Linked DNA regions of Homo sapiens: region 2 is linked to region 1. Evidence: read pairs that join two places in POLR2A ChIA-PET (ENCODE). Cell type or tissue: PC-9. All regions are shown on one strand. Each heading gives the region's core, and the rest is flanking DNA. Links, peaks and the distances in the headings are about the cores only. Region 1 overlaps DDX42 (DEAD-box helicase 42). Region 2 overlaps MAP3K3 (mitogen-activated protein kinase kinase kinase 3).

The links. Peaks named below come from ENCODE experiments on the same cell type or tissue, not always from the same donor. Only the 100,000 strongest peaks of a DNase experiment are listed, where the experiment ranks them.
Region 2: POLR2A ChIA-PET joins it to region 1 with 5 read pairs; 5 of 35 experiments call an interaction of 5 or more read pairs at or near these places.

Annotation. Positions count from the first base shown.
Region 1 is chr17:63,779,695-63,782,503 of GRCh38, reverse strand. All of the region lies in intron 1 of DDX42 (DEAD-box helicase 42), which reads right to left. Among named protein-coding and RNA genes, the nearest start is that of DDX42, 6.9 kb to the right of the region's middle. In PC-9, for the core only: no CTCF peak of the experiment used is centred there; a DNase peak (open chromatin) is centred at 1,753; H3K4me3 peaks cover 740 bases; H3K27ac peaks cover 2,030 bases.
Region 2 is chr17:63,646,299-63,649,107 of GRCh38, reverse strand. All of the region lies in intron 3 of MAP3K3 (mitogen-activated protein kinase kinase kinase 3), which reads right to left. Among named protein-coding and RNA genes, the nearest start is that of MAP3K3, 25 kb to the right of the region's middle. RefSeq lists an enhancer at 2,016-2,065. In PC-9, for the core only: no CTCF peak of the experiment used is centred there; a DNase peak (open chromatin) is centred at 1,567.

The DNA of each region.
Region 1 (2,809 bases), core at 264-2,763:
AACCTAAAAGAGCCAGGTTTGCAAAATTAGGCAAAAGGTGAGTTCAGTATCTATGAGAGAGCTGAGTAGAGATGCCAAGCAGGGGCAGTAACTGCAGAGAGGGGTCCGGAGTGAGCTATAGATTTGATGTAAGCCATTTGCATTTGAGGTTACTGATGTAAATAAGCTAGCAGAGAGACCATGCAGAGTGAGAAAAGAAGTAAGACAATTCTTTCTTTTCTCCCCAAGACGGAGTCTTGCTCTGTCGCCCAGAGCTGGAGGGCAATGGCATGATCTTGGCTCACTGCAACCTCCGCCTCCTGAGTTCAAGCAATTCTCCTGCCTCAGCCTCCCGAGTAGCTGGGATTACAAGCACGCACCACCGTGCCCAGCTAATTTTTGTATTTTTAGTAGAGACAGGTTTCACCATGTTGGCCAGGCTGGTCTCAAACTCCTGACCTCGTGATCCACTGCGCCCAGCTGGTAAGACAATTCTTTTTTTATTTTTATTTTTTGAGACGGAGTCTCACTCTGTCGCCCAGGCTGGAGTGCAGTGGCACAATCTCGGCTCACTGCAAGCTCTGCCTCCCGGGTTCACACCATTCTCCTGCCTCAGCCTCCCCAGTAGCTGGGACTACAGGCACCTGCCACCAGGCCCGGCTAATTTTTTGTATTTTTAGTAGAGACGGGGTTTCACCATGTTAGCCAGGATGGTCTCGATCTCCTGGCCTCGTGATCCACCTGCCTCGGCCTCCCAAAGTGCTAGGATTACAGGCGTGAGCCACCACATCCGGCCCAGTAAGACAATTCTTAACATATATCACTATTTAGGAATGGGCAGAAAAAGAGAAGCTTACATGGAAACTTCAGATGGAACAGGGATTGGGGAAGGGAAAGAAAGAAGAGGGGGAAAGAAGGAAGGGGAGACAAGGAGGAACACGGGTGAGGAGAAAGAAGCTCTATAGGCAGAAAACTAAAGAGAAGTTAGGTAAGTTAAGAACTAAAATGTGCCAGGCACGGTGGCTCACGCCTGTAATCCCAGCACTTTGGGAGGCCAAGGCAGGCGGATCACAAGGTCAGGAGATCAAGACCATCCTGGCTAACACGGTGAAACCCCATCTCTACTAAAAATACAAAAAATTAGCCGGACGTGGTGGCGGGCACCTGTAGTTCCGGCTACTCAGGAGGCTGAGGCAGGAGAAAGGCATGAACCTGGGAGGTAGAGCTTGCGGTGAGCCAAGATCCGGCTACTACACTCCAGCCTGGGCGAGAGTGCGAGACTCTGTCTCAAAAAAACAAAACAAAAAGAACTAAAATTCTTCTGTTGTATAGGCAACCAGGAGTCATCAGTGAAAGCAGTTTCAATGGAGCAGTAGGGACAGGGTTGAGGAGTACCTGGCAAGTAAGTAGTAGAAGATGAAGACTAGGTCAAGAGGAGTCAAGAGTACTTTGTAGGCTGTTTATCAATGATAGGAAGGAGAAAGTGAAGCATTACCTACAGAAATTTTATTTTTTAAAGAAACATAGGCATGTTTATATGCTAAAGGGGAAAAACCAGTAAAGTCTGAAAAACTGAAGATGCAAAATGACAGAAAAAAGTCATAGGATTTCCAGAGAAGACCAGACACAATCAAAACTTTTAACAACAGGAGTAACTCACTCTTCCCCCAAAGCTAGAGGGAAGGAGTGAAAAGAACAAACATGACTATGAATCAGCCCTATTAAATAATCAAAAGGTTCATATTACAAAAGCAGCAAATCAACTCCTGCCACAAACAGGCAGGCAGTGAGACCTTGGGCAGGTGAGGGTTGCTTACTGGCTCTCAAGACTTAGCAAGTTGGAAAAGCGATCCTTTCCCTAGCTCATCTAGAACACACAGCTCATTGTCCCTCAATTACTGACTCTAGGAAGGCCAAGGAACTGTGCTTTCTATATACCCTGAGTAGAATGTTAGCTCTATGAGGGCATAGACTTGACTCAATTTGTCCAGCACTATATCCTTGGTGTCTGCATAGTACTCAAAAAATTTTGCTGTATGAATAAATGTAATGTATTCAGGCTCTCCAAAATTCATCCCAGTATTTATGAAAACTCTATTTTATTACTACAAACCTTGTTATCTAGCTAACCACCCTTCCTGATTAAATCTAAGCCAGATCATCCTCAATGGATCATTACTTAAGTCTCTTGACAACAGTTTTTCCTACTTTTTTTTTTTTTTGTTTTTTTGAGACAGTTTCGCTCTTGTTGCCCAGGCTGGAGTGCAATGGCGCAATCTCAGCTCACCACAACCTCCGCCTCCCAGGTTGAAGTGATTCTCCTGCCTCAGCCTCCCAAGTAGCTGGAATTACAGGCATGTGCCACCACGCCTGGCTAATTTTGTATTTTTAGGAGAGATGGGGTTTCTCCATGTTGGTCAGGCTGGTCTCAAACTCCCGACCGCCGGTGATCTGCCTGCCTTGGCCTCCCAAAGTGCTGGGATTACAGGCGTGAGCCACCGTGCCCGGCAGTTTTTCCTACTATTAAACCATGTAGTGTATATGGTTACTGAACCTTGACAATCACAGAGATTTGTGGGAGTATAGCTGACAGAAGAAGCAAAAGATAGCCACCCAAATTTCTATTTGGTTACTAAAAAAATAAAAGAGGCAGATGCAGTGGCTTACGCCTATATTCCCAGTACTCTGGGAAGCAGGAGGATGGCTTGAGGCCAGGAGTTTGAGACCAGCCTGGGCAACACAGCGAGACCCCATCTCTACAAAGAAAACAAAAAGAAAAAAAAAAGAGATACCTAGAATAGTCAAACTCAGAGACACAGAGTAGAAGAGT
Region 2 (2,809 bases), core at 115-2,614, 130 kb after region 1:
CATTTCAAGTGCTCATTAGCCACATGTACAGCAGCCATATGTGTACTGGACAGCACAGATATAGAACATTTCCATTATAGCAGAAAGTTCTACAGGGCAACATTGATAGACTATTAATATAAACCATAATCTATCCTTCACGCAAAGCCTAACATCTCAAGAAGGTAATTCCTTCCTGTTTTTTTCCTTTGTCCATCACCACCTTTCATTTTTGGAAATTATACTGCTAACCAAATTAGTTTCATCTCCACTAGGAAACCCATTGAGACTGTAATTCTTTTTTCTGTGTGTGTGTGATGGAGTCTCGCTCTGTCCCCCAGGCTGGAGTGCAGTGGCTCGAACTCGGCTCACTGCAACTTCCACCTCCCAGGTTCAAGCGATTCTCCTGCCTTAGCCTCCCGAGTAGCTGGGACTACAGACGCCGGCCACCACGCCCGGCTAATTTTTGTATTTTTAGTAGAGACGGGGTTTCACCATATTGGTCTCGAACTCCTGACCTTTTTATCTGCCCGCCTCAGCCTCCCAAAGTGCTGGGATTACAGGCGTGAGCCACCACACCCGGCCCAGACTGTAATTCTTATATTTTTTTCTTCCAAATCAACTGTCCCAAGCAGTGATACTGTTAGGTGCTATCTAGATGGATTCTCTAGATAGAGGTGTTTCTGAAGCCTTTTGAGAGGATAGCTTTCTATTAATGCCTAATAGCAAATCATACCCCTCCTTCTTCAAGGCCTCAGCAACAGTGCAAAAGGGTCCAGCCTTTCTGGATAAAATACCAGAAGTCCACTCAGATGTCCCTAGCACACTATTGAAAAAGGATCATGATCAGAGATAAATTCTTCTGCATTTGGCCTAGCAATGAGCCATTCAAAACCCACAAAAGCAGCTTGAAAGTCTGGTCAAGATCAGAGGCCAGGACTTCCAGATTGGGTAAGATCTAAGCTGCTGCCATCCTATTGAATAACAGGCATTTTTAGGCCAGTGCTTCAAAGAGAGGTCTAACACCCATGCAACCACCCCCATCAGTGTGTCATTAACATTTCCAAAGGGAAGGAGATCTTAATCTACAATCCTTCTCCCCAGCCCTCCTGGGGCCAAAAGGGAGGACAGTCAGGGGTCTGGTCCCCATATTCTCAAAGTAAAGGGAAAGTCAGCCCACCAGAATGAATACCTGTCATGGATAAGTGGGAAAAGTCATGACTTCTTTCCTCTTTCCTGTGAATTCTAATTCTATAAGGGCCTACATTTAGATAAATACTACCCATATTCCAGGTAAAAAGTTTAAAATGCCCATAATGACATTCTCTACAAAATCCTGACGTGAAATACACGAAACTAGAGCTGTGTGGCACAGAGTACTAACTCTGTTGGCTTCCCTGCACCAACTTTATAAAGTCCTCAATTCCACATATAGTACACAAACACTGAAATGCCATGGCTCCTGAAAACAGCTCCGTAAAAAGAGAATGCACCATTTTCAAAACCTTGATAAGCAACGTTCTGCTGCTCAGGGCTTCAGAAGGCCATTCCTGCCTGACCACCTTAAATATTTGTGGTTTCAATCTGGCAGCTTCTCTGAAACCAAACACATACACTTTCTCAGTGTAAGCCTGCTCACTGTAACTGCATACCACTTTGGGAACAGGGAATTCAGGAGAGCCTAACTGCGTAATTGGGCTCCAACACAATTGTGCTTTTGATTGAAAACTCTGCTGCTCTGAGTTTGGCCATCCCTTTAAAACTCAGGTTGGAAAATGTGAAAAGTAGCAACAGTGAAGTGACAATTTAACTTCTCTGCTAATGGCAGGACACAGGAAGAGCAGCTGGGGACAGAGCTCAGACCTTCCTCCCTCCAGGCCTGGAACTCACATAGGAGCAGAAGGACCCTGGCTCTGCAGACCACACTTTCCACAATGCTTCCACCGGGTTGCCTCTGACAACCTTGTAGGCTTGTGAATGTGTATTTTAAAGGGAGAATAGTAGCCACAGGTCTCCTCTGGAGCCAGCTGCAAAGTAGGCTGAAAGGTACCAACTGTAGAGAACTACCAGAATCAAGAATGTTTAGAGGTACTAAGGTCCTGTGGTGAGACTCTTAAAGTAGGAAGACCTCATACTAATGGGTATGCTCTTCACCTGTCCAAATGCTCAAAGCAAAGGAAAGCTGAGGGTGGCAGGGGGTAGTATATCAATGGGAAAGAAAGGCAAAGAGTGGAAAAAACACCGAAAGGCACATTTATGTGTACATGTGCCGCACATGCACAAACATGCAAGGTCCCAAATATCCCATGTCCAGAGTTCTGTATGCTTTCTGAATGTTTTCCTTAAATAACTTCAGAAATTAAGTACAGTCACATTTTTTCTACTGAGAACTTCTACCTTGGCTTCCCACAAAAAATAACAATAATGAAAATACTGACAATGGAGAAAAGGACAGAAGAGTTTTGTAACACTACTTTCACTTCCCTAATGAGGTAAGATTCAGAACACAGACCGAAAAACTCCCTCTTTCTATGTCCTCAAAGGAGCTAAAGTCTTTTACAACTGATGGACTTGGTGCAGCTTCCCATGACCTAGAGACATCATGAAGAAACTTCTAATTCACCAACCTGACCCTTGATGTGGACAAAGCCAGGGCTGCTCTACTGGGAATAGTAATGGCACCATATCACAGGAGAATCCTGCCCTCCCTCTAATGCCCACAGGTGACACAGTGTCAGTGTGTCTGAAAGCCATGACTCTGAGTAGGGCCAGAGTCCTCACTTCCTAATAAAATGTCAGACCTCACAGCAGCAGAATAGAGCAGAACAGT